2 separate regions of the Homo sapiens genome follow, and region 2 is linked to region 1. Evidence: read pairs that join two places in POLR2A ChIA-PET (ENCODE). Cell type or tissue: B cell. All regions are shown on one strand. Links, peaks and the distances in the headings refer to the core of each region. The heading gives the core; the rest is flanking DNA.

Region 1 (5,365 bases), core at 57-5,056:
GAGGAAACGGAAGCTTTAGGAAGAGAAGTGCCTTCTACAAGCTCCACGGCTGGAAAATGGGCAAAGTCAGGACTCAAACCCTGGTGACTCCAGGGCCCCAGGCCTGGGAAAAAGGTGAGAAGTCAGGTGTCAGGTGTTACCCTTGGGAGCAGATGCTGGTTATTGATCTGAGTTGGAGGCCCTGGGTAAAATTCTGAGAAGGAGAGCGGCGTTGAGCTTGAGTGAGGCTGACTGGGGAGAGAGCTGTTGATGGTGAAATGGGAAGGGGGCATAGTGTAATGGTTAAGGGTGGGACTTAGGAGCCCAACAGTTTGGTTCAGATCAGCTCTGCCATTTACTAGTTGCGTGACTTGATCTCTCCATGCCTCAGTTTTCTCTTCTGTTAAATAGGAGTCATAGTGATCACAGTACTTGCTTCATAGAACTGTCATGAGAACTAGCGTGTTGCATAAGCGATTGCTAGGATCATTGTTGAGTCCTTACGCTGAGCCAGTACTCTACCAAACACTCTACCTACATTATCCTATTTCATTCTTAAAAACAAAATATCGGCCGGGCACTGTGGCTCACGCCTGTAATCCCAGCACTTTGGGAGGCTGAGGCAGGTGGATAACGAGGTCAGGAGATGGAGACCGTCCTGGCTAACACAGTGAAACCCCGTCTCTACTAAAAATACAAAAAATTAGCTGGGCGTGCTTGCAGGCGCCTGTAGTCCCAGTTACTTGGGAGGCTGAGGCAGGAAAATGGCCTGAACCCGGGAAGCGGAGCTTGCAGTGAGCCGAGATCGCGCCACTGCACTCCAGCCTGGAAGACAGAGTGAGATTCTGTCTCAAAAAAAAATATCGGCCAGGCGCGGTGGCTCACACCTGTAATCTCAGCACTTTGGGAGGCCAAAGTGGGCGGATCACCTGAGGTCAGAAGTTGGAGACCAGCCTGGCCAACATGGCAAAACCTCGTCTCTACTAAAAATACAAAAATTAGCCGGGTGTGGTAGCACATGCCTGTAATCCCAGCTACTAGGGAGGCTGAGGCAGGAGAATTGTTTGAACCCAGGGGGCGGAGGTTGCAGCAAATCGAGATCACGCCACTGCACTCCAGCCTGGGCGACAGAGGGAGATTCCATCTAAAAAATAAAAAAATAAATTAAAAAAGGTCCTTTTTATTCCCATTTTTACATGTGAAAATACTGAAGCTCTGAGACATAAAGCAACTAGGTTGAGGACGAGCATCAGTAGGAAGTAGAATATGACTGCAAAGTCCTATCCCTGGGCGGCTGCACCATTCCCTGTTTTGTTTCTCAGTCCTTCCATTGGAAGACAAGCCCCTGTATTAAATCCCTTCTGTTCAAAACCTAGGGCATTTCAGGCTTCCTGATGAGATGCTGCCTGATACAGTAGTTACTGTTTATTGTGGGTTTCCTGGGAACGGGCACTCTTCTATGCACTTTACATACAGTAATGTATCTAATCATGCCCTGCTCATCCTATGCATTAAGTGCTATGATCTCACTCGACAGCAGAGGAAGGAGAGGGGAAGCCACTTGCCTGGGATCCTGCAGCTCATGAGGGGCAGAGCTGGGGTTTGAGGACATGAGGTTCAAATCCAGAATCCACATCCTGACCCATGGCAGGAGACCACCCTACTTGCTGTTGGCCATCACTACTGCCAGGCAGCAGCCAGCCCACCAGAGCCTGGCCCTGGTGGCAACCAGTTAGCCTCTGTGACCTCCCCATCTGACTCCATCTTCCCCCTCTGCTGTGGACCTTGTCTAATTTCTACCCACTTCAGAGACTAGGACAAAGATGGCATCTCCAAGGCATTCTCTTCTCCAAGCTGAAGACCCCTGTGTCTGGGAGGGGCTGGGAGGTGAGGTGGGGCCTTCCTGGAGGATACTAAAAGGGCTCCTAACCCTGGTGTCTCTTCCCTCCCAGCCTGTCCCTCTTATGCCACTCATGGCATCAATCCGTCCAGAGGGACACTCCGATGACTCACCCACCACAGCACTTTCACTTCCTTCTTCTCCAGAGGAGGCGTCTGACCTGCTGCAGCTGCACTGAAGGGCCTCTTCTCAGGGGCTTCCAAGGCTATAGGGGGCGGCCAGGGGCCCTGCTGCAGCCTTGAGGTCCAGGCCTGGGGCCTAGAGTGCTGCCTCTGTAGGGAGCAGAGTGACCGGAGGGGCTTTGGGCCTCCTTGCTAGAGACTGGCTTCAGCTGAACCCTGTCCAAATTGTCAGTCACCCTCAACACCCATGCAGGGTTGGCACACAGGGAGATGGACCTTGAGTTTTTTTTTGAGACAGAGTCTCACTCTGTCGCCTAGGCTGCAGTGCAGTGCAGTGGTGCGATCACAGTTCACTGCAGTCTCCACTAACGGGGCTCAAGCAATTCTCCCACCTCAGCCTCTCGAGTAGCTGGGATGACAGGTGCATGCCACAACGCCCAGTTAATTTTTGTAGAGATGGGGTTTTACCATGTTGCCCAGGCTGGTCTTGAACTCCTGGGCCCAAGCGATCCGCCCACCTCAGCCTCCAAAAGTATTGGGATTACAAGGGTGAGCCACCATACCCAGCTGACCTGGAGTTTTAAAGCTGGAGTTGTATCTCTCATACTTCCTGATGGCATTGAAGGGACCCATATTCATTCATTCACTCATTCATTTACTCCTTTATTCCCTCATGTAACAAATCTGTCCTGGGCTTCTATATACCAAGCAGTCCCTAGGGTACCAAGAAACCAGGGCTCGCCCTCTGCCCATGAGGAGCTCATGGCCCATCTATGGGTGGGGGTTGTGGGAGTGGCGGGTAGCAGGGCGGATCCATAAATAGAAAACCCCGGTACAGTGAAAGCGGGCCTTGGAGAGGGCTGGGGAAGCCCAGGCAGTGCAGTGGTTGTGGTTAAGTCACAGGGCACCGCAGGGTGGACCTAGGATTTGTGAAGTCTGAAGCTTTTCAATTTTGGAAGCCCCATCTGTAGAAACAGAATACAAAATTAGATTCAAAAGCATTTATTTAGAAGGAGAAAACAAAACCCAAGACAGTATCAAGGGCTTGGAGATACTTCTGAGATCCCTTCACACAGTTTACCAGAAATGTTTACATGGAAATGCTTCCTCATTACAAGCTGGTTTCCCTCTCTCCCTAGAGTACTCTATAGCTCCCAGCTACTCCAGGGGTGCTGGGAAGGGCAAGGCTGAAAATGAAGCTTTGCTAGGGTCACAATGCAGCCTCCTTGGAGCAGGCAAGTTGCACAACACTGATCCCATCCCAGTCTCAGAGGATAGTGCATGGTTCAATGACCTAGCTGTGGAGTCAGACCTGGGTCACACTCCCCACTCAGCCATTTTCTGACTATGCCACCTTGGGGAAGTTGCTCATCTCTGAGCCTTGGTTCACTCGTCTGTAACATGAAGCTATTGATAGAACCACACATTGTGTTTTTGTAAACATTCAATGAGATCATCCATGCAGAGCAGTTCATAAACATGAAGCACTGGATGAACGCCACTGTCACAGTGAATGCCACTATTCATGATGAAGGTCTGTGGCTGTCTTGTCCTGCCTCTCTCTCTCTCTCTCTCTCTCTCTGTGTGTGTGTGTGTGTGTGTGTGTGTGTGTGTGTGTGTGTGTGGTGGGTGGTCAGGGAAGGCTTCCCAGAAGAGGTGACATTGGTGTTGGGCCCTAAAGGAAAATGTAGAGAAGGGCATTCCAGGCAAAGAGAATGGTGCATGAAGTGACTGGTGTCTTGAGGAAGGGAAGAAGCCCAGCCAGCCAGGAGCAACCTAGAGGGATTCTCTAGCCTCTGGGTGGCCATATTAGGGCTGGGCCTGAGCTTCCCAGGCCCTCCTGGTTGCAGCCCCAAGGCTGCAGCCTGGCAGAGGCCAACTGTTGTGTCTGGGTGGGTGGGGGGTGCCCAGCTTGGTCTCTGCTATGCTGGCAGAAGTTTCAGCCTCTCACCTCTCTGCCTCCCCTGTTTCCGGTCCTCCACTTCCTTCCCCTCCACAGACCACAGAGGCGTTTCAGAGGAAGCTGCTACTTATTTTAGCAGTAATCCCCGGACACCCCCACCCACAGCTGCCCCTGGCCCCCTTACAAGGCACCAAGTCACCCTCTGAGCCCCAGCCCACGGCACTCATAAGTGAGGAACAGGCCCTGTCCCCGGGCCAGCCCTGTGCACCCCTTCCCCACAGCACAACAGGGAGCCTTGAAGCTGGGAGATGTGGCTCCAAGTCCGGCTGTGACACTAACTTACTGTATGATCTCCTGAAGTCCCTTCGCCCTGCCAGGCCATGTCCCCATCTGTGACATGAGGCCCAACGGTGGACAGGCCCCGACCTCTGGGCAGAGTATGGGAGTGGGGTAAACATGGGTGCTCTGCCACCCTGCCCCTGGTCTTTCATCCCAGCTAGAAGGATCTGAGAGAGAGTCTTGGGGTAGACTGGAGTGGGGAGCCTGAAGACAAAAGAATCAAATTCAAACTTACCTATGAAAGTGAATTTGTATTCCAAAAGGGCCTGTGCAAGTGAGGAGCCCCAAAGCCGATGCTTTCACAGTGCTATGGCAAACCTGCCTTTAGACAGTGTCCTCAAGTCCTCAGGAGACGGTGGAGAAACTGAGGCTCAGGGAGCGGATGCCACAGGCCCAACACGGTCACATAGCTGGTGAATGGCAGACCAGGATTTGAACCCACGTTTGTTAAAAATCAATGTCCGACTGGGCGCAGTGGCTCATTTCTGGAATCCCAGCACTTTGGGAGGCTGAGGCGGGCGAATCATGAGGTCAGGAGTTCGAGACCAGCCTGGCAAACATGGTGAAACCCCGTCTTTATAAAAATACAAAAATTAGCCGGCGTGGTGGCGGGCCCCTGTAATCCCAGCTACTCGGGAGACTGAGGCAGGAGAATTGCTTGAACCTGGGAGGCAAAGGTTGCAGTGAGGCGAGATCACACCACGGCACTCTGTCTTAAGGAAAAAAAAAAAAAGGTCCATGTTTCATCCACTACCTGCGACAGCCTCTGGAGAGCTACCCCTGGGTGGGGAGAACGTCAGGGAGGCAGAAAGAGAGACAGAGAGAGACAGAGAGACAGAGAGGGCCTGCAGCAGCATGGTGCAGGAGAGGACACAGGCACTGTGGTCACAGACCTGGACTCAGGTCCTGGCTGTGCCCTGTCTAGCTGTGTGACCCTTCCCGGGCCTCAGTGTCCTCATCTGTAAAACAGGGTGACACAGGGCAGTTGTAGGTGCCCCATAGAAGCTGGCACTGCTTTCACTTGGGTCTTCCAAGTCCATTCAGAACCATATTGATGAGAATAACATGTGTCCGATGCTTCCCTAGTGCCAGGCATTGCTCCAAGTATAGCAGTCTAAACAC
Region 2 (5,365 bases), core at 221-5,220, 110 kb before region 1:
AGAAAACCCTGGGGCTTAAAAAAGGCATCTTCCTGCACTAACTGACCAAACACACGTGGGGAGAATGTTTGCGTCTCCCTGCATGGTCACCAGGACCGCTGGGGGCTGCTGGGGCACAGACAGGTCCCCCTTACCTAGGGAGTGGGCTGCGGTGGTCTCAGAGCTGAAGAAGCGGCCCAGACCAAGGTCACCGAGCTTCACGACGCCCGTGGCTGTGATGAACACGTTGGCAGGCTTGATGTCTGCAGGGCGAGGAGAAGGAGATTGGTGTGGGGTAGGAGGCTTGGGGTAGGTGGGGCAGGACGAGAGGAAGGGGGAGGAAGGTGAGGCCTAGCCCAGGTCCTGCTCCCTCAGGGCAAGGCCCTGTCCTGGCTCTGGCTGTGGGACCTCGGGAAATTGACCATTTCTGAGCCTCAGTTTCTTCATATGAAAAATGGGTCTCCCTCCACCAACTTGACAGAGCTGCTGTGAGGGTTAAGACAGCAGGGGTTTCTGTGCTCCTGTTTCCTGCTCTAGAGCTGTATCCTCCATGCCTAGAACAGTGCCTCGCACACAGGAGGCCCTCAGGGAAAATCTGCGTAATGAATGAACGGAGTGCTCAGTGGAGCACCCAGTGCCGTACCCCCCAGTGAGGGCGGGGCCTCCAATACAGCAGACACCAAGAGATACAGGTAGAGTGAAGGAACGGAGGTGTCCATGAAGCAGCCTACGTAAAGGACCTCGTGCCCTGCCGGGCACCCAGCAGGCTCCTTTCTCACAACTCGGAATCATGTCAACTGTGGAAACACCCCTCTCAGGTGCCTCCCCTTCTCAGCCCAGCCCGCTGAGACGGCAAAGCCCCCATGAAAGTCCCCTCTGTGCGAGGCTTCCTCGACCTCCCTCCCAGGCTGCTGTGGGGAACTGGAAGTGGTGTGCCAAGCGGGGCCCCTGCCCCCTGGGGCTCATGTCACTTTCCACCTCGGGGAGGTTCCTGACCCGGGCGCGTGTGTGTGCGCGGTTGCTGGGCAGCCCCCTTGCCTGGGGAATACAGAGCGGTCCAACTTCCTCAAGGGGCTGCCCCTGAGGACCCTGGAGGAGCCATGAGGAAGTGTCTTCCTGGGCTCCAGGTGGCTCCGGGCGGCTCCTGGCGGGTGGCACGTACCTCGGTGCATCACCCGGCGTGAATGCATGTGCTCCACGGCGCTGCACAGCTGCACAAAGTACTTCCATACTGTCCTCTCCGGGATGAGCCGCTTCTGCTTCTTAAAGTACTGCAGTGGGGGAGACAAGCAGAGGGATAGGCCCGGGTGAGCGGGCTTGGAGGTGGGTGGCCACAGGGCACTGCCTCTGTCCTTTCCCCAGTGGGTAACTGGTGCCTGGCAGGGGCGGGGGGGGGGGATTGAGCCACTGAGCAAACAATAAGCCCAGAACCAAGAGTGCTGTGTCCACGCCTCTACTTCTGCCTGAATGGCACTCTGCAGCCACCCTGTCCCAACCCAGCAAGCTCCGTGAGGGCCAGGCAGGCCTGGCATGTCCGGATGGCTTTGCTGCATGGACACCCAGCTCAAATATGCTGAAAGTGGCCCTCAACTGCATTTTTCCAGAACCTCCTGGACACCCCCTCCACAGGGCACTCCTTGCAAGACTGAAATGGGTGTGGACTCTCCCTGTCCCCAGCCCCAGCCTGGCCCAGGAGGGTGGCACCCAGGACACACGTGGTGGTTAAATCACAGCTGCCCCCATCTCCTCGGAACCAGCAGATCTCAGTGCACTGGAATTCTTAACAAACGCGGCGAGAACCTTGAGGAAATGGGCTTGACGCACTCAAAAGGAACCCCAGTTCCAACGGGCATCAGTCTGCTTCACTGCCTGGGAAAACATATTTAGTGCTCCAGGAAGAAAACAAAAACTAAAGGTCCCCGGCCACACTGAGTGAGCTGTAAGTAACAGAAGGTCCTGGAGAGGGCAGGCCCAGAGCATGTGACAGCCACGGCTCAGCTAGAGACGGGGGTGGCTCTCAGGTGCCAGGCCCATGCCTGTGGGGCAGGACTTCTTCACCAGCTACCTGCATACCAGCTTTTTGTGCAGGGGCTTTTTGCTTCAAAGCAACCACCTTTCCCCAAAGCAGGCAGAGGCGGCGCTGTGGGCCTGCTGGTCAGGGCAGCTGCTCTGGTGCTGGGAAGCTGGGAACTGACCAGGACACACTGGCCTGGAAAGGGGCATGGGTGGAGGAAAGGAGCTGGGCCAGCACTTTCAGACCACCTGCAGGGTGTGGCCACCATGCCGGGCCTAAGAGGGAGGGCTAGGCCCATCTTACAGACAGGGAAACGAAACTGAGGGCCACGTAGAAAGAGGCAGAAACACAGCTCAGCCCCAGGCCTCCCACCTAGAAAGCCCAAGTCCTTAGCCCACTTCTTTTTTTTTTTGAGATGGAGTCTCCCTCTGTCGCCCAGGCTGGAGTGCAGTGGCGTGATCTCAGCTCACTGCAACCTCCACCTCCTGGGTTCAAGCAATTCTCCTGCCTCAGTCTCCCGAGTAGCTGGGATTACAGGTGTGCGCCACCACGCCCAGCTATTTTTTGTATTTTTAGTAGAGATGGGGTTTCACCACGTTAGCCAGGCTGGTCTCGAACTCCTCACCTCAGGTGATCTGCCTGCCTCGGCCTCCCAAAGTGCTGGGATTACAGGCGTGAGCCACCACGCCTGGCCCCCTTAGCCCACTTCTAATAACACCAGTAACCATTGATATGGGAGACTGAGCTCAGAGGTTCAGGAACATGCCCAAGGTCACCCAGCACCCAGCTGGGACCCAGGTCTGGGTGCTTCCCACGGTGGGACAGTCGCAGTGGGGAGCCCCTGACCTCGCCGTAAATCCCCTCGAGGCTGTTCTGAGGTACAATTCTGGGAGGCCCTCTCAGGTGAGCCGTCCCAGGTCTCAGCACAGACCCCACCCCCAGGCCACCTCCAGGCCTGTGGCGGGCCAGGCCGGGATGTTATTCACGCTGTGATGTGAGTGAATCCTCATTACAGCATTTAAGCAGGGACGCGCGTGGCCGAGAGTGGTGATTTTCTAAATGTCATGTCCTATAAGCGCTGTCTGACATTTAGCGGGGAGGCGCAGAGTCTCTGGTGGGTTCTGGGGCTACGGCAGCTCCTAGCTTCACTCTTCCTCGTAAATAACTCGGGCACCATGGCTGTGATGGCGCAGCTCAGCCCTTGAGGCTGCAGGCTCTCGGGACACAATCCCTGCTGCCTGACAGCCTCTGAGGCCAGTGGGGCGACCATGGGGTATCCCCTGTTCCTCTGGAAACCCAGAGGTGGCCTGAGAGCAGGCAGAACCAGGGGAACCGAGCTCCCACCAAACCCCAGGCATTGTGCTGGTATGTTACAGATGAGGCAACTGAGGCACAGGGACCCGCCTGAGGCCATCCAGGGGACGTGTCTTACTCGAGTGGGTCTCTGCACTGCCAGGCCTCCCCTGCTGGCGGCTGCACCGAGCCAGCTCTGCAGGTGAGGGCCCCTGAGCCGGGTTGGAGGGAACGGGAGCAGGCAGGGACAGTGGGGGGAGAGAGGTGGGGACTGTGGGAGGGGGAACCATGCCAGGTGAGGAGGAAGGACCCGAGGCGTGGGGGGCCAGGTGGCTGCTCAGAAACTGAGGCCACACCCATCCTAGACTCAATCCTGCTGGGTTCATGACTGACTTGAACCCTGAGCCAGTGTTGGCTCTGGTGAAGCCAAGGAAGGGGTGCACAGGGAAGGAGACACCCCATCCCAGGCCTGGCATAGAGAAGGGATGCTGGATAGAATGCCCCCATGTCTCCTCTTCTCTCTCAGCTGAGGGAGACTGCACCTGGCCTGGGTTTCCTGCAATGCTCCCTCCAAGAGGTTCCCGGGGACAGGGTGGAAACTGAGGTTCAGGGAAGAGGGATTTGCCCAGCCCCAGCCCCCCATCTGCCTGTCTGACGGCAGCCCCACTCCGTGGACTGAGAGGCCACAGTGTCTGGGCTCCACTGGGGCTGAGAGGGTGAGGCGTCCTCTCCACGGGCTGCGTTCCCGTGTGGCAGCAGGGAGAGGCCTCTCCTTCATCTCCTGCTCCTCCTCCGTCCCTGCCCTCACCTCTCCTTCCACCCGGCCTCCAGTCTTTCTTCTAGAACACAGAGCTGACCACGTTTGTTCACCGCCATGAATCTTAGGAAGCTTCTCTGACCTTAGGGCCTGGTCCTGGACCCCGAGCCTGGAGCAACAGGCCCTACGTGATCCGGTGGTCTCCATCTCAGCTCCCTTCCCTTTCCCATCCCTGTGGGACCGTTTCTGCTTCTGGACAGCCCACCTCCCCTAACAGCTCAGCTCAGTGTCACCTCCTCCAGGAAGCCTTCTCTGACTCCCACAGGCCCTGCACATGGCTTGTTCACACTGGCTCCTAACTACTCATTCGAGGGTCTGTTTTCCTGTTAGAATCTGGGATCCCTGAGGGCAGGAGCCATGCTGGCGGCAACCCTAGTTCTTGGCATGAGGGCTGGCACACAGTGGATACACGATGCTTGTATGTTCAGCAAGGGAATCCGTGTGAAGGAGAAACAAGTAAAGCGGGGGCGGGGGAGAGGAAGAGCTAAGACATGATCTAGCACATCTGTTCCCACCAGGGATCTGTGTGCAGATTAACATCCCTGCAAAGGCATTAATATGTCAACGGAAATGTAAGAGCAGGTGATAACAGCTCAAGTAATGCCACTTCCCAGTGACGCCTGTATTCCTAGGACCCAAATTTCAGAAGAGCACTGAGCAATTGCTCAATCCCCAGTGCCTGATGGGAAAGACAGAGAACCCACATCCGGCCCCGTTTCTAAGTGCGGCTGTGAGCAGGGTGGGGGCTCCAGCGGGGCCCAGCCTCACTTGGGAGCAGGCAGGCTGCATCCAGGGTAGAGAGGTGATGGGGCCACAGCAGGGCCCTGGGGACAGAGGTCCAAGCCAGTAGGGACGTGAGGACCTCCACTAAGGAGCAGTGGAGTAGGGGCTGAAGGTTTGGGCCTGGGGGTCAGGCAGGCCTGGGGGCTTCCACCTAGAGGCTGAGGTGCCTTGGGCAGGAGACTAGACCTCTCTGAGCTTTGCTATTTGAGGACGGCGGGGACTCAGTGAGGGACGCATGAGCGTACTGGGCTGGGTGGAGGCTGGCAGGAGGTGCTGCTGTTTCACTGAAGCTGCAGTGGTCCTGGACACCAGACTCATGGTGAACTCCGCCCTGTGCCCTGGGTGGTGGGATGAGGCAGGTGAAGATGTATGTAGGGGCGTGGAGCATGAGCCAGTCCTGGCGCTGAGCCTGCCCATGTGACTCGAACAGTCACTCAATCTCTTGAAGACCCCAGGCCTGGGTGTCAGCCCTAACATGG

What was found. Peaks named below come from ENCODE experiments on the same cell type or tissue, not always from the same donor. Only the 100,000 strongest peaks of a DNase experiment are listed, where the experiment ranks them.
Region 2: POLR2A ChIA-PET joins it to region 1 with 12 read pairs; 3 of 35 experiments call an interaction of 5 or more read pairs at or near these places.

The regions. Positions count from the first base shown.
Region 1 is chr9:124,215,511-124,220,875 of GRCh38, reverse strand. No RefSeq gene overlaps it. Among named protein-coding and RNA genes, the nearest start is that of NEK6, 40 kb to the left of the region's middle. RefSeq lists enhancers at 1,767-2,126, 2,697-2,856, 3,766-3,845. In B cell, for the core only: no CTCF peak of the experiment used is centred there; DNase peaks (open chromatin) are centred at 2,025, 2,875, 3,435 and 3,875; H3K4me3 peaks cover 2,576 bases; H3K27ac peaks cover 4,058 bases.
Region 2 is chr9:124,322,215-124,327,579 of GRCh38, reverse strand. It overlaps NEK6 (NIMA related kinase 6), which reads right to left. Exons shown (of 10, transcript NM_014397.6): 6 at 1,142-1,250; 7 at 135-242. Among named protein-coding and RNA genes, the nearest start is that of NEK6, 67 kb to the right of the region's middle. RefSeq lists enhancers at 2,287-2,336, 2,826-2,875, 2,886-2,965. In B cell, for the core only: a CTCF peak has its summit at 2,053; a DNase peak (open chromatin) is centred at 2,269; H3K27ac peaks cover 1,837 bases.